Regions from separate parts of the Homo sapiens genome. Here region 2 is linked to region 1. Evidence: read pairs that join two places in POLR2A ChIA-PET (ENCODE). Cell type or tissue: PC-9. All regions are shown on one strand. Each heading gives the region's core, and the rest is flanking DNA. Links, peaks and the distances in the headings are about the cores only.

What was found. ChIA-PET counts read pairs that join two places held together with the same protein. Peaks named below come from ENCODE experiments on the same cell type or tissue, not always from the same donor. Only the 100,000 strongest peaks of a DNase experiment are listed, where the experiment ranks them.
Region 2: POLR2A ChIA-PET joins it to region 1 with 12 read pairs; 4 of 35 experiments call an interaction of 5 or more read pairs at or near these places.

The regions. Positions count from the first base shown.
Region 1 is chr3:134,257,191-134,266,989 of GRCh38, reverse strand. No RefSeq gene overlaps it. Among named protein-coding and RNA genes, the nearest start is that of RYK, 11 kb to the right of the region's middle. In PC-9, for the core only: no CTCF peak of the experiment used is centred there; a DNase peak (open chromatin) is centred at 5,769; H3K27ac peaks cover 573 bases.
Region 2 is chr3:134,326,899-134,336,697 of GRCh38, reverse strand. LOC105374118 (a long non-coding RNA gene) reads left to right here and starts at 8,004. Exons shown (of 2, transcript XR_924518.4): 1 at 8,004-9,484. RefSeq lists enhancers at 1,523-2,373, 2,374-3,226, 5,306-5,871, 9,397-9,691, 9,477-9,771 and a silencer at 9,477-9,771. In PC-9, for the core only: no CTCF peak of the experiment used is centred there; DNase peaks (open chromatin) are centred at 1,587, 5,057, 8,347, 8,887 and 3 weaker places; H3K4me3 peaks cover 1,709 bases; H3K27ac peaks cover 8,000 bases.

The DNA of each region.
Region 1 (9,799 bases), core at 859-8,858:
GAGGGGCCAAGCTTTCTAACTGGCCTTTCCTTCTTTCCTTTCCCCTTCATGGAGGCAGAGCTTTTGACTGACATGCCTGCAGGTGAAAGTGGGGGTAGAGATTGGTGTGCCTGGGCTGAACTTTCAGTAGGTAGGGCCAGAAGTTTGTTTACCTATGGAAGGATCAAGCAAATAAGCCGATCCATTGAGGATAATGGGAGCCCGGTTTTTGAGTTACAAATAGGAAATGAGGAAGGAATTGTGTGGCACTGGAATCAGAAGTACTGATGTGAACTCATGGATGTTACAGATGTATGTATGTATATGTGTACATACATACACAGACATATACATACATAAATACATTTGTTTCCCTGCTTTGTCTCCTGAAAGGACCTGCAAACAATATACAATGAGCACACCTAGTTCCCAAATCTTGGTTTCTAAAGACCATTCTCTATGAAAAGGAACTAGGGCTGCTAAGAAAAAATGACTCCAGGGCTGGGGCAGAAAAGTGCAAGAGGAGATAAAAATATTTTGTTTTCCTAAAAAGTAAGAAAATGCTCAGTGAATGCTAGAGACATATCAAAAGGACCCAAGAATCAGCTGCAAGGGGACCCACTGGCCAAATCTGAGACAATTCAAACATAAAAATATATATAATGATAGTAATGGATTACAATCCACCAAATAAAATAATCCATGAATTCAGTTGATATAAATATATCAATAAATGGAAGAAAACGGAAAGTTCTCCCTTATGGTTAAATGCCAACTAAATATGGAAGAAATCAGAAAGTTAAAAAATCATCAGTAGGTAATCAAACTAGTAGATAAAAGTTTGGTGAGGAACAGGAGATTTATATAATCTCAAAGTATCTCCCCCCAAATTTCTTGTTAATTACAAGGGAAAATAACTTTACAGTGAGGAAATGTATCGGAGAACACCTTAAACAAGTATTTAAAGTTAACATCACAGTAACGGGCCAAGCCAATAACGCATGATTCACTGAGAAGAAAATAGCAATTCTACAATATTCCTGCCAAAATGTATAACCTGAATCTAATCACAAGGAAACATGAGGTAACACGGATTGAGCAACATTCTATACAATAACTGGTCAAGGGCAAGAAATTCAAGCAAAAGAAAGGCTAAGAAACTCTTTCAGATTAAAGGCGACTAAAAAGATATGACAAATAAATGCAATTTATGATCCTGGATTGGATCTTGGACCAGGAAAAAAACAGCTATAAAAACTTTATTGGGACAATTAATGAAATCTGAATGTGAACTGTGGATTAGAAAACAGTATTATATCAATGTTAACTGTCTTAATTTTGATAATGGCACTAGGGTTATAAAAGAGAATGTCCTTGTTCTTATGAAATACACAATGAAGTATTTAGGCTTGATGTATGCAACCTATTCTCAAACAGTTCAGAGTAATGTCTTCCTTCCTTCCTCCCTCCCTCCCTCCCTTCCTTCCTTCCTTCCCTCCCTCCCTCTCTCTTTCTTTCTCGCTCTCTCTTTCTTTCTTCCTTTCTTTCTCTCCTTGATTTTACAAATGAAACTGAGAATTTCCTGGAATTTCTGAAAGACACCAGTTCCGGAAATCTCAATAACTCCACTTTCATACATGCCAGAGAAACTGTAGACATCAGTTTAAAAAACCTTTTAAAAACCCATAAGGAGGCCAGGCATGGTGGCTCACGCCTGTAATCCCAGCACTTTGGGAGGCTGAGGTGGGCGGATCACTTGAGGTCACAAGTTTGAGACCAGGCTGGCCAACATGGAGAAACCCCATCTCTACTTAAAATACAAAAAATTAGTTGGGCATGGTGGTGGGTGCCTGTAATCCCAGCTACTAGGGAGGCTGAGCCAGGAGAATCACTTGAACCCAGGAGGTGGAGGCTGCAGTGAGCCGAGATCGTCCCACTGCACTCCAGCCTGGTGACAGAGCAAGACTCTGTCTCAAAAAAAAAGAAAAAAAAAAAAACAAGAGGCAGATAATGTATCAAGGTGATCAAAGTGGCAGTTAGAGTTACAATTAATTTTTCAGAAGGAATAATGGAAACCAGAAGACAGTGAAATATCATCTATGTTCTAGCAACTCTGAATTCTGTAATGAGCAAAACTATTTTTCCTTTAGAATAAGATAAGGCATTTCTACTCAAATAAAAGCAGAGAGATTTTACCACAAAAGATCACCATAAAGGAAAATTTAAAAGATGAACTTCAGGCAAAAGGTAAATGATTCCAGTTGGAAGTTCTGAGATACGAAAAGGAATGGTTGTAAGTGTAACTAAGCAAGCACTGACAAAATCAAGTAACAATAGTAGCATTAAACTTTTGTGCATGTAGGCATAGGCTAGAACTAAAATTGTTGACAATAAGAGCAAATGAGTGGGGGTGGGGGTGATCATAAAGTGTTTTAATGTTCTCACGTTCTTCAGGAGAAGGGTAAATATATGGATTAAATTTAGACCTGGTTAAGTATGAGTTTAATATAACCAGAACAATCATTAAAAGAACAGCCATAAAGCATACGACTTCCAAAAAAAGTAGAGACAAAAAAGTAAAATGAGAAGGAAAATCAATCCAAAAGAAGGCAAAAATTGGTTGGGGGCATGGGAGGAGAATAGCATAAGAAAGAAAATAGAAAATTTGTAATGAAATAGTTGAAATAAATCCAAATATACCTGTAGCTCCAGTAATGTAGTGAACTAAATTCTCAAGTTAAAGACAAATATTGTCATATGTAATAAAACAAAATCCACACTTAACACATTGGGACACAGAAATGTTGAAGCTGACAGGATGTAAAATGATATACAGGCAAATGCTAACAAGAAGAAAGCTGGCAAGCTGGTATGGCTTTATTAATTTTAGACAAAATAGACTCTAGGCAAAAAGCATCAATGGAGATAAAATGAGTCATACATAAGAATAAACAGCTCAAAATTTCCAGAAGACATATCACTTTAAAATTTCCATGTCACTAATAATATAGTTCCAAAATACATAAAGCTCAAACTGACGGAACTACAGGAAGAAACAGATAAATCTATTATCTTAAGGAGAAATTTGCATACAGTTGTCACAGTAAGAGATCAGGCAAAAACAGAAGAGTAAAAAGAAGGAACATTTGATCAACACAATAAAAAGGTTGAGGGGTTGAAGTAATGCACATTACACAGAACTTCGCTCTCAACTATTGTAGAGCATATATACTTTTCACATGAAACATTTATGAGAATTAAACGACATGCTACACCATTAATCTAGCTTTAACAAATTTCTTTTTTTTTTTTTTTTTTTTTTTTTTTTTTTTTTGAGACGGAGTCTCACTCTGTCGCCCACGCTGGAGTGCGGTGGCGCGATCTCCGCTCACTGCAAGTTCCGCCTCCCGGGTTCACGCCATTCTCCTGCCTCAGCCTCCTGAGTAGCTGGGACTACAGGCGCCCGCCACTACGCCCGGCTAATTTTTTTGTTTTGTTTGTTTTGTTTTGTTTTGTTTTTGAGATGGAGTCTCGCACTGTTGCCCAGGCTGGAGTGCAGTGGCAGGATCTCGGCTCACTGCAAGCTCCGCCTCCTGGGTTCACGCCATTCTCCTGCCTCAGCCTCCCGAGAAGCTGGGACTACAGGCGCCCACGACCACGCCTGGCTAATTTTTTTGTATTTTTAGTAGAGACGGGGTTTCACTGTGTTAGCCAGGATGGTCTTGATCTCCTGACCTCGTGATCTGCCCGCCTCGCCTCCCAAAGTGCTGGGATTACAGGCGTGAGCCACCATGCCCGGCCAACTTTCTAAAGATTGATATCTGAGCCCAAAGCTAGTATCTGTGAAGCTTTTAGAATTTTTTTTTTTTTTAAGACGGAGTCTTGGTCTGTCACCCAGGCTGGAGTGTACTGGCATGATCTCGGCTCACTGCAACCTCTGCCTCCTGGGTTCAAGCGATTCTCCTGCCTCAGCCTCCCGAGTAGCTGGGATTACAGATGCCCACCATCACGCCTGGCTAATTTTTGTATTTTTAATAAAGACGGGTTTTCACCATGTTGGCCAGGTTGGTTTCAAACTCCTGACCTCAGGTGATCCGCCCGCCTCGGCCTCCCAAAGTGCTGGGATTACAGGCATGAGCCACCATGCCCAGCCTTAGAATTTGACCTAGAGACAAAAACAGAACTACCATGTCTCAGAGCTGTGGAAAGTTCAGTAGTTTCAACTAAAGAATTCCTAGAAAGGTGTACTGATCTGTTCTAAAATGAATTGTGATAGTGGTTGCACAGCTCTATAAGTATACTAAAACTCATAGAATTGTTAACTTTAGGTGAATTGTGGCATGCAAATTATATATCAATTAAGTTTACGTATGTATCAACTTGAGAAGCTAGAAAACTATGGAAACCTGTCTGTTTCTATGAGGAATTTTAAAAACTTTCAGAAAGAAAATATGAGCTAATGAAGCTAAAGTATTTGGGGGAAAAAAAGAAGTCTGACTTCCAATGCCTCAAAGAAAACATTAGACTTAAGAGTACTGAACACTTACTATAGAAACCAGGAGACATGACGAAGTGACATACTGCACTCAGTGAATTAATCATGTAATAGCTGAAATCCTAAAGGCTTAGAAGAAGAGAATGAAATTGAAATATGGACTAATTGTATTCCACAATTAGAAGAACTGGAGGATCCCCAGAGTAAAAAAAATTAACAACTCAAAGATGATGGACAAACAAACAAACTCCATTAACTCTAACAGAAAGTGATTAGAAACCATTTCCAATGCTAACTGAATAATGAGATGTCAGCTAGGTACAAGAGGAAGAACAATTGAAAAGTTGCAATATGAACCTCTTTGCTATATTCACCAGAAAGTTATAATGAAAAGTGTAATGGACTGAATTGTGTCCCTCCATAATTCATTTGTTGAAGCTCTAACCCCCAATGTGACTATGTGCTTGGAGGCAGAGCTTTTTAGGGGAGTGATTAAGGTTAAATAAGATCAGAATAGTGGGGGCCCTAATCCAATTGAACTTCTATTCTTAAAAGAAAAGGAAGCGACACCAGAGATTTCTCTTTTTCTGTGGGGACACAGAGTAGAGGTCATGTGAGGGCAGAGCAAGAAGGTGGCTGTCTACAAGCCAGGAAGAGAGGCCTCACCAGAAACCCATCTTGGCAGCACCTTGATCTTGGACTTCTAGCCTCCAGAACTGTGAGAAAATAAATTTCTGTTGTTTAAGTCAGCTAGTCTATAGTCTTCTGTTACGGCAGCCTGAGCTGACTAACACAGAAAGCAAATACAGAAGCTTCTGATTAAAGATAGTAGAGCAAGAACATGCATTAATCTACAATCACTTCTAAAATCCCTTTAAAACCACCATTAAGAGATTTTTTAAAGGCATAAACAAACAAGGACAAAAAATATGGCAGAGGAGACAATAGCAGGAAGATGTTCAAAGCTGGAAAGCAGGACATGTAGTAACTTATTTTGCTGATCTGAGAAAGAGGAATTCTAAGGCAGAAATAGGGAAAGCAGAGAATCCATCCAAAAGACTCAGGAATTGGTGGAACCAGTTAACTTTGCAAGTGAAAATGAAGATGGTATTGAAAATAAGAGAGTTGTTTAAATAGATTAAAGAGCTAAAAGGTTGTTAAACCTCCAGATACCTTCCTGCTATAGTTTGCATGTTTGTCCCCTACAAACCTCATGTTGAAATTTGACTCCTGATGTTGCAAGGTTGGGTAGTGGCACCTGGTGAGAGGCATTTGGGTCATGGGGGCAGATCCCTCATGAATAGATTGATGCCCTCCCTGGGGGTGAATTCTTTCTCTGTTAGTTCTTTCAAGTTCTGGTTGCTAAAAAGAGTCTGGCACCTACCCCCACTTGCTTCCTCTCTTGCCATGTGACCCTTTTGCACATGCTGGCTCCTCTTCTACTTTCCACTGTTGAAACGACTTCAGGTCCTCACCAGATGCAGATGCCCAATCTTGAACTTTCCAGCCACCAGAATAATGAGCCAAATAAACCTCTTTTCTTCGTAAACTATCCAGTCTCAGATATTCTGTTACAGCAACACTAAATGGACTAAGACACCTCCCCAACTCAGCACAGCAAGATGTCTCACACCACCTCCCCAAATCTGGCAAAGTACTGGAGTTTTAAATATTGGAGAGGATAAAACTAAGGGTTAAGTTGAAGGCAAGAGTACCATATTAAAAATAGGAAGATTTTGAGATATTCTATCTACATATTGATTTTAGGATTATGGGTCCTTCTTTTCCCTTGGCTGCTGGAATGCTGTTAGTTGGGCCTGTACTCTTTGGTCAAGAGATGGGGAAAATATTCCGTGGGAAATTAGACCAGCCCAAAAGATACGTGGAAAGATATGGACATTGGGGATTCCTAAATAAGTGGCCAGATGAGCCACTGAGAATTTCATAGTCAACAGATTCCATCCATATCTATACAGTTTCCAATTCAATTTTTAGTGCTCCTCTCTTCAATGAGCAACCAGGCAAGGATGATTTCAGGAACTGGTCTAACAATAAAGACTAAGATTAAAAACAAACAAAAGAAAACGGAAAAATTAAAACTATACAGAGAAATAAAACTTTTTCAAAAGTTTTTAAGAAGTGTTTTAAAAATATATTATTACTATCAGAGCTGTAAGAGAAGATAATTATTATGAAGCAAGAATATACCATTAGGCCTGGCGCAGTGGCTTACGCGTGTAATTCCCGCACTTTGGGAAGCCGAGGCGAGTGGATCACGAGGTCAAGAGATCAAGACCATCCCGGCCAACATGGTGAAACCCCGTCTCTACTAATACAAAAATTAGCCGGGCATGGTGGCGGGCGCCTGTTGTCCCAGCTACTTGGGAGGCTGAGGCAGGAGAATCAATTGAACCTGGGAGGTGGAGGTTGCAGTGAGCTGAGATTGTGCCACTGTACTCCAGCCTGGTGACAGAGCGAGATTCCATCTCAAAAAAAAAAAAAAAAAAAAAAATATATATATATATATATATATATATATATATATATATATACACATACACACCATTAAAAAGGACATTTAAGAGAACAAACAAGCTCTGGGAAATGAAAAATTCGAGCAGAGTTATAAGATAAAATTAAAGAAATTAGTTAGAAAGATTAGCAAAGAGATGCTTTAACAGCCAGAATATAGGAATTTTAGAAAGAAGATGGAAAACAGAGTGGGGATATCATCAAGGACATAATTCAAGAAAACATCCCAGAACTGAATAGCCAGTGTTTGCAGATTCAAAGGATCCACAAAATACTCTAGACAACTGATTAAAATAGAAACACATCAAGGTACACATTAAAAACTTTCAGAATATCAGGAATAAAGTATTCCAAAATTTTCCAGAGGGCAGAGGGCAAGGGGAGGAAAAGGAGAGTGGGAGAGAAGGTTTTATACAAAGGGTCAAGAATCATAATGGCATCTGACTTTCCAAAAGTTACACTGAAAGGCAGAAGACGATGTAAAAATACCTTTGAAATTCTAAGGAAATGTTATTTTTAACATACAATTCTATGCTTAGTCAGTATTATGAATAAAGTGTTTATAAAGATGTTTGGAATAAAGACTTTCAAATATGCAAACTCTCAAAATACTTATCTTCCATGTATACTTTCTTAGGGAAGTGCTGGAAGAAGTGCCCACTATATAAAGAAGGCAAATCAAGAAAAAGGACGCTATCCAGGAAACAGGGAATCTAAAAAGAGTTACACAGGGAGGTCCCTGCATGATGGAACATTGCAAGATGATGACTTTACAGCATCTAGGGAATAATTAATCCAAATGTCCAAGATGATGAAACTGATGGATCAGCTGATGTGTTTGAATACATTGAGAGAAGTTTTAAACAACCGAGGGATGAGTTTGGGCATGAATTATTGATGAATACGTAGAAACCTAAGCAAGTGAACTACATGCTAACTTTAGTGGGGAAAAGGGCTGTGCAAGAAAGGAAAAATTATTGTCACATGGCTAAGCTATGAATAGCATTTACACAGTCATAACTATATAAACAGTGTTTATGGTATGATGGTAGTAAGAACAGGCAGTTATATGTGTGTGGTATTTTGGAGGGTATAAAAGAGAGCAAAATATACATAGTTTTCTGAAGGAGCAAATCATTTTAATACATAATGCCCAAAATAGAAAAACCAACAGGTCGGTCATATAAACATATTATTTCAAGTGATAGAAGTCAATAAACAGCTAAAGGGGTTTAAAGCAGCTGCCAGGTGAGAATGGAGAACAAGTGGTAATGTTGTTTCTTGGTAATATGCCTTGTGGAATGGTGGCTCACACCTGTAATCCAAGCACTTTGGGAGGCCGAGGCAGGCATATCACCTGAGGTCAGGAGTTTGAGACCAGCCTGACCAACATGGTGAAACCCCGTCTCTTGGGGGCCGGGCCCGGTGGCTCACGCCTGTAATCCCAGCACTTCGGGAGGCTGAGGCAGGCGGATAGAGAGTCAGGAGATAGAGATCATCGTGGCTAAAACGGTGAAACCCTGTCTCTACTAAAAATACAAAAAATTAGCCCAGCGTGTTGGCGGGCGCCTGTAGTCCCAGCTACTCGGGAGGCTGAGGCAGGAGAATGGCGTGAACCCGGGAGGCGAAGCTTGCAGTGAGCCGATATCGCGCCACTGCACTCCAGCCTGGGCAACAGAGCGGGACTCCATCTCAAAAAAAAAAAAAAGAAAAAGAAACCCCCAACTCTTCTAAAAAAGCTGGGCATGGTGATACATGCCTGTAATCCCAGCTACTTGGGAGGCTGAGGCATGAGAATCGCTTGAACCGGAGAGGCAGAGGTTGCAGTGAGCTGAGATCATACCATTGCACGCCAGCCTGGGCAACAAGAGCAAAACTCCATCTCAAAAAATAAATAAATAAATAAATAAACCAACAACAAAACAAACTATTTGACTCTTTAAACTATATTTGTATATAATTTTGTTAAAAATTAACAGGCCAGGCGCGGTGGCTCATGCCTGTAATCCCAGCACTTTGGGAGGCTGAGGCAGGTGGATCACAAGGTCAGGAGTTCAAGACCAGCCTGGCCAAGATGGTAAAACCCTGTCTCTACTAAAAATACAAAAATTAACCAGGCTTGGTGGCGGGCACCTGTAAACCTAGCTACTCAGCAGGGTGAGGCAGATAACTGCTTGAACCCAGGAGGCAGAGCTTGCAGTGAGCTGAGATGGCGCCACTGCACTCCAGCCTGGGCGATAGAGTCAGGCACTGCCTCAAAAACAAACAAACAAAAACACAAACAACAACAACAACAACAAAAAGCCCTAATTTTTTAAACAAAGAAAATGCCTGGGCCAGATGCGGTGGCTCACGCCTGTAATCCCAGCACTTTGGGAGGCCCAGGCAGGCGGATCACGAGGTCAGGAGATGGAGACCATCCTGGCTAACACGGTGAAACCCCGTCTCTACTAAAAATACAGAAAGTTAGCCGGGTGTGGTGGCAGGCACCTGTAGTCCCAGCTACTCAGGAGGCTGAGGCAGGAGAATGGCATGAATCCGGGAGGCGGAGCTTGCAGTAAGCCGAGATCGCGCCACTGCACTCCAGCCTGGGCGACAGAGTGAGACCGTCTCAAAAAAAAAAAAAAACAAAAACAAAAAACAAAAACAACAACAACAAAAAAGGAAAATGCCTGAAACGTATTATGACATAAAACAGAAACATTTAATGTTCTCTAAGCAGAAAGACATGACTCTGCAAATGTAGGTGACTTGAAACCAATATGAGAATGAAACAAAGAGAAATTATCAGTT
Region 2 (9,799 bases), core at 1,126-9,125, 69 kb before region 1:
GGGGACACCAGGAGCAGGTCCAGGGGGCAAGAGGGAACCGAGAATCATATGTCCAAGCATTGTTTTTAGCCCCTCCTCTGATACTGTGCTGGGCACAGATGGTGCAGCAACTCTGCCTTGGAGGAGCTCAAGCTGGCTGGAGGTAGATGATAGGAATTTGATAATATATGGAGCAGGTGTTTATGAAGCAGGAAGCAGAGGTTCCACAGGAACAGAGACCTGTGATCTAGGGGCAGCCAGAAAAATCTCAGAGGAAGACCATCTCAGCTGAGGCCTACAGGTTGAGTTGGCCAGTTAAAGAAGGAGAGTGAGGCTAGAAGGAGGATGAGCCAGGGTGACATGAGGGACAGGAAGGTACAGGGAGGACAGCAGACATTCTTTTTTTTTTTTTTTTTTGAGACAAGTCTCGCTCTGTCACCAGGCTGGATTGCAGTGGCACGATCTCAGCTCACCACAACCTCCGACTCCCTGGTTCAAACAATTCTCCTGTCTCAGCCTCCCAAGTAGCTAGGATTACAGGCATGCGCCACATGCCCAGCTAATTTTTGTATTTTTAGTAGAGACGGGGTTTCACCATGTTGGTCAGGATGGTCTTGATCTCCTGACCTCATGATCCGCCTGCCTCGGCCTCCCAAAGTGCTGGGATTACAGGCGTGAGCCACCACACCCGGCTGACAGCAGACATTCTACATGGCTAGAGAGTGGAGGGTCAAGTGGTACAAGATGAGCCCGGAGAGAGAGTGGCCAGGATAGCACGGGCTCCAGGAAATGCCTACTGCCAGTCAGGGTGCTTTTTAGTGAGATGTCCATTGGCTGGATAGGGGGATGCGGCTCCTGCCAGCGTCCTGGGTACACAACCCAGAATAATGCCCTCCAAGTGGCTCACTCCTGCTTCTGTCCTGTGAGTCCTGGACCATACTACATAGTTAGAACCACAAGAGTGTCCTATGTGAGCTATCCTGTCCTCCCAGGACCCCAGCCAAACCAGTGCTTTGCTTTCACTGACCACATAATAACTTATTTTGCAAATAGGCATCTGAGATTCAGAGCAGCCAAGGAACTTGACTGAAGTCATGGGGCACACCAGCGGAGAAGGGGGTTCAAGGCTGTCCAATGCCAAAGCTTTGGGCAACGTTAATCGGTGTCACACGCTACACAAACAGGCACTTTTCTGCAGGACTTTTCAGAATCTTTAATGTAACAGTGGATGAAAGGCTTATATAACATGGAGAGACGCATTTTCTCCTTTTGTCCCGAATGGACTCCTTTCATCCCCAGTGGATCTGCTGTCTCCAAGGAGCCTATTCTGGGGCCTGCTGTCTGAACTGTAGGGTCAGAGACAGGATTTTGGAGGCCTCCCTGCTCTATGCTCTTTGTATGTTGACTTTAGCACTGTCCTTTTTTGATTTTCCGATTGCATTTGGGAAGATTGGCTTTTAATTGGAGGTTTACATGAGCATGGGTGAAGGAGAATGGGGAAGCTAAGCTCCCCTGTCCTCCAGCCTTCACAAAAGACTTCTTCATTCCATGCATATTACCTAAGGCCTTGGATCACCTATGTTAATGTGTCTGTGGCTCAAGAAGGGACACTCCCAGATGAAAGAGCTGCTCTGGGTCACCAACGGTGCCAGCATGTTTCAGGAAGGCTTCCAGGAAGTGGTAGTGTTTTACTGTGAAGGAAAGGTGGGAAAAGAACAAAAGACAAGAGCAAAGGCATAAAGGAAGGAGCCACGGTTAAAGGAAGTGCAGGGATCATAGGGCCTGAGGCTTGGAAGAAGCCAAGAAAGGAAATCAGTACTGGTGGTAGAGGCCTTGTAGGCAATGAGGGATTTGGACTGGAATCTGGAGCTATCAGAACCATAGAAGGTACTTGAGACAGGGATGACTAAATCAAATTCACAAACAATTCTAGCCTGGATTCACTGCCAGCAGAAGGGATTCCAGGCATTTCTTCCTCCCTGTGAGCTCAATTCACTCCTGCTGCAATGTGCCAGCTCTGACACAGCCCATGCCACCTCCTGCCTTGGCCACCCTTCCCGCAGCCTCCTTGGCCTGGCATCTCTGTCATCTCTGCTTCCCTGCAAACTCCTGTGGACAACCTCACATTGTCCTCGCTGAGAACCTTGCACCAGGCTCTTTCCATTGTTCCTGTGCTCACTGCAGGCTCCTCAGCTAAGCCATCTGTGGCCACCACCTTTCTGCTCACCAGGGACTGTCCCCAGTGCCTTTAAAGAAGGGTGGTGCCTCTGGGGCACAAAGCAGTGGCTGGGGCATCAGGAAAATGCTGGCAGGTGCCCCCCTACTCCAGAGAACACAGGATGGCACTCTTTCCTTAGTGCAGTCTGCTCTCCATCCCAGCTTTCCTGGAGCCCATCCCTGGTTTTTGGGAAAGGGACACGTTCAGCCAAACCAGAGACTAACCCTCAGGGTTACCCAGACCAGGATACTGGATGCTCATTTCACTCCCAATAGGCAGATGCCAAAAGTTGCCTGGAGGAGAGTGTGGAGACAGAAGAAAGGGGCCTGACTGTCAGCATTAGACCACAATAATCTGCCGCCCCTACCCCATCCTTGGGACTGTGAGGGATCCAGATGGCTGGGCTAAGGCTGCTGTTATCTCTGCCTTCTGGGCCGGGCTGGGACAGGACTGGCTTCCTTCAGGGCTCTTACTGACACATCTTTTCTTTGATGGGCTAATTCTGTGATATGGTTGTCCTTGGCCTCAGAGTGGTGACTTTTCCTATCCCTGCTGGGATCCTGGGGATGGGGTCGCTGTGATCAGCCCATGACAAGCACTGCCCCCTCCAAATACCTAACATGCTGTAACATGCTCTTGGAATTCTGTCTCCCTTGGCTTCCATGAAGGGTCAAAAGCCTCAGAATCTTGTGAATCTGCTGTTTAACTCCCTGCTGGCATGTTAGGTATTTTTACAATTGTTCTGAAATCCCATTATCTCAGCCTTCTGAACAGGCTCAGTGTCTCGTGCTGACTGAATACGTGACTGGCCACCAATCCTCCCCTGCTGGCCTCACTCGGGGATGCCAGAGAGCCCTGGGCTGCGGGCTCCCTAAAGCCTGCTCCTCCGACTTCAACACAGTCTCTTTTCCTGAGGCCAGGGCCGTGGGAAAAGCACAGTGATCGCAAAAATAGAATGGAATGGTCTTGGCCACACTGGATAATTGTAAACACAGAATGATGTTTCAAAGAAAAACAAAAGTAAAAATTATAGAGTTGATGAGCTGGGAGGAGCTCAGTTAATTTTACTCATTCTCTGTAGCCAGCACTTCCCACAGGTGTAATTTTACACTTACCTGTGTTATTATTTGTTTAATTCATTCAACAAATATTTATTGAGCACCCACTATTCTAGATGCTTGCACTACATCCATTATCAAAGCAAAGACCCTGTCGTCCAGGGGCTTCCATTCCAGAGGATTGGTGGGGGAGGTAGAGGACAGCAAACAATTGACTCATAAATCTCAAAATGACAGAGCATGTAAAAGGGGATAAGTGTGGCCGGGCGCAGTGGCTCACACCTATAATCTCAGCACTTTGGGAGGCTGAGATGGGCGGATCATCAGATCAGGAGTTCGAGACCAGCCTGGCCAACATGGTGAAACCCCGTCTCTACTAAAAATACAAAAAAAAAAAAAAATAGGCATGGTGCCGCGTGCCTGTAATTCCAGCTACTCAGGGGGTCTGACACAGAAGAATCGCTTGAACCCGGGAGGCAGAGGTTGCAGTGAGCCGAGATTGCGCCACTGTATTCCAACCTGGGGCAACAGAGTGAGACTCCATCTAAAAATAATAATAATAATAATAATAATAATAATAATAATAATGTGTTAAGTGCTAGAGAAACAGAAGCCTAAGAACAAGTAAAGCATTGCTGGGGAGTCGGGAGGTTGTAGCTCTCAACTGAGTGAGCAGGGGCAACCTCTGTGGGGAGCATTCCAGAAGGAGCAACTAGCAGAGGCCTGTGGGAGGAACAGGCAGGAGCCAGGCAGCTGGAGCAGGGCAGAAGGGAGTAGGGGGAGAGCAGGGCAGAAGGGAGTAGGGGGAGAGCAGGGCAGAAGGGAGTAGGGGGAGAGCAGGGCAGAAGGGAGTAGGGGGAGAGGAGGTCGGGCGGGTACCAGCCTGGTCACTGGCTCACTGTAAGGCCTTGGACTTTTATGAGAATGAAACGGGAGTGCTGCAGGGAATGGGAATGGTGTCTTGCGAGAGCCCCGGGAGGGCAGGGTCTGCAACCCAATGCCTAGAACAGGGCATGGCACCTGGCAAGAACTCAAAAATTCCACTGGAATGAATGAACGAATGAATGAATCCAAGCAGGAGACTATGCCCACACCTCCCCAGAGAGATAGCACTGTAGGTACATTTGGAAGAATAGACTTCCAATCTGGTCCATGTATCTGAAACGGAGCTTCGTATCCTTATCAGCTGGGGAGTTTTCTAAATCCTCATACCCAGGCCCCTTCCCAAAACTCTTAATTATCAGGCTGGATGAAGGAGGGTCCTGAGAGGGGCCCACATGAGTATGTGATTCTCATGTGTGCCCCCTCCCTAGTGAGAAACATCAGTCTCGACATTCTCAGCTATTTCCAAATACTCAACACCTGGCATCGTATCCAGCCCCAGGGTACACATTTAATGAATGAACAAATGTTTGTTGACTGAATTCATGGACATTTAAACTCATGGACGGACAGAGCTAATTGACTGCCTTTTTTCAGTTTTCAACTCAGACGTCTGAGATTGCATAAATAAATAGCATTCCAGAGAGAATGGGAATGGGAAGCCTGAAGCCCGAAGCTGTTGTTATCACTGTCCTTCCACCCCCATCCCCCCAAAACATGCCATTACCTATTATCTGGGTCTCTTCTGCTTTTTTGACTTCTGCCCTGAACAAGGGGTAGCATAGGGGATTCAGGGATTCTGAAACCAACTCAATGTATTTCTGCAGAGCTCTGAGCCAGCAGGGCCTCTCCTCAGATGAGAGGGCTGCTGAGGAATGAGGCTCTACTACTAGACAGCCCAGTGCTCCTCCCCCAAAAAAGTATTCATGAGTCTGGAGAGCCAAGGAGTGGGGTGCCCAGAGGGACAGAGGGAGTCAGCCAGTTCACTTCCCTTTCCATGCAAGAAGGGCTCGCCCACATTCCAGGATCAGGGATGGAACTCTGCTGCAGGACATGCAGGGGCTTTGAGGACAGTCTGGTCCACCCCTTCCCTTCTCACTTTGCCTGGCCCAGCTGCCCCTCTGTGGAGCCTGGGGCTCCAGCTTAGGGTGCCTGGGTCTCACAGATTCCTGGCCTCTTGCTTGCAGGTGCCGGCTGCCAGAAAGTTTTGCATATAAACAGTAAAGAGCTCCTTATGATCTTGACATACTTGGAATAAGCACAGCCATTTTTTTTTTCTCTTCCCAGAATTCAATAAAGGCCAGAAATTCCACAGGGCATCTGACTCAACTCTATTTTCTCCTTTCTCTTGTTTCCCAGCCCCCTCTCCAACACCATAACCTTGAAAGGGCAGCCCCAGGATCGGGTGCTCTGTAGCTGGGCATGAGGGTACTGCTGCACCTGGTGCCCGGGAGTCCCCTGACCTCAGTGAGGCCAGGGCCCACTTGTACACCCCACTGAGGGGTCACCTGTACACCCCGCTGAGGAATCAACTTTGTACTCAGGAGAGTGGGAAATGAGCAGGTGAGGGCCTAGGACAAAAGTCAGGCTAGGGTTCAAATCTGCTCCTCCACTTATCTACTGTTGGCAAATGAGTTCCCCTCTCCGAGCCTCAGTTTTCTCATGCCTAAAAGAAGTGTGTCAACAGTTTCTTCCTCTTAGAGTGGATGTAAGGATTGAATGGGTAATGCACAGAGAGCACTTCATAAACGATAGCTATAACAATTGCATCTTCGTTAGTGCTGAGCACTTGTCCTATTCCAATTACTGTATAAGAATCCAGGATCCTGAACTAAATTAGATATGTGCCAGGCCCTCAGAGACCACCTCAGCAAGGAGACAGACAAGGAAACAGGAGGCTTTGGGAGTTGCATGATTAAATGCATGATTCAATTAAATGTGTGATTCAAGATAGAGAGGAAGGTGGGATTAACCCTTTACAAAGAGATCAAGACAGTTTCGCAGAGGAAAGGACCCCTAAAAACGCTATCAAGGTTGAATAGGAGTCCTTCAGATAAACAAGGGAGAAAGGACATCACAGTTAGAGGAGATAGAACACTGTAAGACTCAGAGGCCCAGCCATCAAGCTCAGTTTGGAAGTCCAGGGTTCAGGTATCTAAAATGGGAAGAGACAAGGGTAATGGGAAGCTGGAAAGATGGGCAGAGTCCATCCCGGAAGGCTTTTGAGGCCTCCCCAAGGAAAGACCTAAACTTTTCCGTAAGGTGACTGCCCTGTAGTGAAGGATGCAACTGTCAGGGTTTCCTGCTAGGCAGACCTCTCTGGCCATAGTGGGAAGAGGACAGGAGCACACTCTGGAAGAGACTGAGGCTGGGTCAGAGTTAGAAGATGGATGTAAGGGGATAGGACAGGCACCCCACCCTTCAGTCATTCCCCTGCTCCTTCCTGATCTATCAGGGACCACCCGAACCATTTCTTACATAGTATTTCTCTTTATGCTAGTTCATTTTTAAACCATTTTATGTTGCTTCTATTGTACCATTATAGCCACCACTTCATTTTTTCCCTAATATATGCATAAAAATGCCACACTCTTAAAAGAAAAGTGTGGGCAGCAGTGACTCATGCCTGTAATCCCATCACTTTGGGAGACTAAGCTAGGCAGATTGCTTGAGCTCAGGAGTTCGAAATCAGCCTGGGTAACATGGCAAGACAGCGTCTCTACAAAAAATAAAAAATTAGCCGGGGTAGTGGCATGGGCCTGTAGTCCCAGCTACTGGGAAGGCAGAGGCAGGAGGATGGCTTGAGCCCAGAAGGTTGAGACTGCAGTGAGTGGAGATTGTGCCACTGCACTCCAGCCTGGGGGACAGAGCAAGACTGTCTCACAAAAAGAAAAGAAGGGAAGGCTGGGTACAGTGACTCATGCCTGTAATCCCAGCACTTCAGGAGGATGAGGCAGGCCGATCACCCGAGGTCAGAAGTTCGAGACCAGCCTGGCGAACATGGTGAAACCCGGTCTCTACAAAAATACAAAAATTAGGCCAGGTGCAGTGGCTCACGCCTGTAATCCCAGCACTTTGGGAGGCCAAGTGGGGGGCAGATCATGAGGTCAGGAGTTCGAGACTAGCCTGGCCAATATGGTGAAACCCCATCTCTACTAAAAAATACAAAAATTAGCTGGGCATGGTGGTGCACTCCTGTAGTCCCAGCTACTCGCAAGGTTGAGGCGGGAGAATCGCTTGAACCCGGGAAGCAGAGGTTGCAGTGAGTCAAGATTGTGCTGTTGTACTCCAACCTGGGTGACAGAGCGATACTCCATCACAAAAAAAAAAAAGAGAGAGAAGAGAGGAGAGGAGAGGGGAGGGGAGGAAAAGGGAGGGGAAGGGAAGGGGAGGGGAAGGGAGGAAAGGGAGGGGAGGGGAAGGGAGGGAAGGGAAGGGGAGGGGAAGGGAGGGAAGAAAAGAATATGTCCATTTGCCATTGGTCACGTCTTTGCCCACCAGTGGCATGTGACTCAGGCCTGGGGAACCATGGATCTTGCTAGTGATAAGAGGGTCTGATTTGGGAGGGATTGGGAACATGTTGGTCAAAAGATACAACATGTTATACAAATAACATGTTGGTTATTCAGTTAGGAGGAATAACTTCAAGAGATCTATTGTACACTATGGTGACTACAATAAGAATGTTTTGTATACTTGAAAATTGCTGAGAATAGATTTTACACGTTTCCCCTCCGCCACCTCCCCCACAACACAATGATTAGTATAAGGTAAGGCATATGTTCATTAGCTCTACTTGGCCATTCCACGATGTATACATATTTCCAAACACAATGTTGTTTACCATAAATATATACGATTTGTATTTGTCAATACAAAAATAAAATTTTTTAAAAGAGAGCTTGAGTCAGGCCATGGAAGCAGAGACAGGAGCGGGCTCTGCTCAGTGTGGTATCTGCCAGGCAGGCTCCCTTACTCCTGCTTCTACCTTCAAGGCTCTTGTGACTTTGCTTGGGCTGGCAACGCACAGCACTGTGGCTGCTCTGAGAGTGAGGACCAGCCCAGCCTCCCCCTGCCAAGCCCACCCGGACTGTTTCATCATTAGCGCCCCTCCTCATCCACAGCTCCGCTTAGGGCAGAAACAGGCAAAGGCACCTTCCCTAAAGCAAAAGAGATTTCAGCAGACCCAAGGATGACTCAGCTGTGGGATCCTTTGTGGGCAACTGGATTGTGCAGTATTAGTGAAAATATGTAGAGAGAGAGAGGAGGAAGAAAGGAAGGCAAGAAGGGAGGAGATGCACAATCAGATTCATCTTCACAAGAATTTTGTAAAGCAGGAATTACTGTACCCATTTTACAGATGGAAAACCAATCGCATTTAAGCCACCTGTCAAGATCGTTTCTAGTAAGTAAGAAATAGATCTAAGCTACTAGTCCAGATCTGTCTGACTGTAAAGCTGCTGCTTTCTTTTCCAAGAATAAGGTCCCTAATCACACCACTGTAGCAGAGCAACTGTTATTTTTTAAAATCCCCTTCCAATCTTCTCTTGTTCAGGTGCCGTAAAGGTATGTATCTTCCTTTTGTTCGCTTAATATTATATCATAAACACTTGCAATATTGCTAAATAGTCTTTATTATTATAATAATCACTTTTACATAATATTCCACCCTGTGGACATGCGGTGACTCACTTAGTCATCACTAAATATTTAGGTGGTTTCACCGTCTCAGGATTGTAAATCCTCCCTGCCCCCACCCTTCCTCTGTCAGGCTCCCCTGACATGAATCAGGGCTCCCACTTGCCCCATGTCTGGAAGGTTATGTAGGTCACCGGGACCTGGTTATGCCTGCCATAGTGCAGCAAGGCATTCTAGAGTTTCTCAGAAGGCTGAAGCTGCTGAGAAAGTTAAGTCCTCTTCCTCTTCCTCTTCCTTCCCACTGCCAGGCTTGGCATGGACTCCCCTGCCACTGCCTTCACCCACCCGGGCCACAAAATTGCAGCTGGTGCAGACTGGAGATGCCAAAGGCTGGTTGAGGTGGGTTTGGGCTCTTGCAGCTGGTGAAGGCAGCCCCATGCCCAGACATCTCAGGAGCCAAAGGGCACCCAGGTGACCCCAAGGACTGGTCAGCAATGAGTCCAGCACTGGGATGGGAGCCGGATCCCTGAAAAGAGCCCACAGCCTTGCTTGGTCCCCATTTCCTTGAGAAGCCCCTTCCGGAGAGTTTTCTGTGTTTTGCCCCTCAGGGAACATGGCCACATCCCAAACTGGCTCCCCAGCAGCTCCAGGCTGGACTGTGGAAGCAGAAACCCTCCTGGCAGGCAAGCAGACACCACAACCGCCTAAGGTGAATGGCCCAACAGCACATTTTCAGGATACTTCTCTGTTTTATCTGTTTGCAAAGCAGATATTTGGGGAGGTTGGGCTCAGAATTGCTTCATGGCTTTGCCAGTCCCATGGGAAATGGTTCGCATTCTTAGCATAGTTGGAGGGCTGTGAAGCAAGAGAGGACTGCTCCGAGGCCTCTCTGGGACCAAGGAAGATGAGCCACTACCTCGGCATCCTCTCTCCTTGGATGGGTTCTGGTGTGGGAGACACTGAATGTTCTTTCCAAGAGGGCGGAGTGGTGGGATCTCTAGAGGGGCTCTGTGGAGAGAGTCAT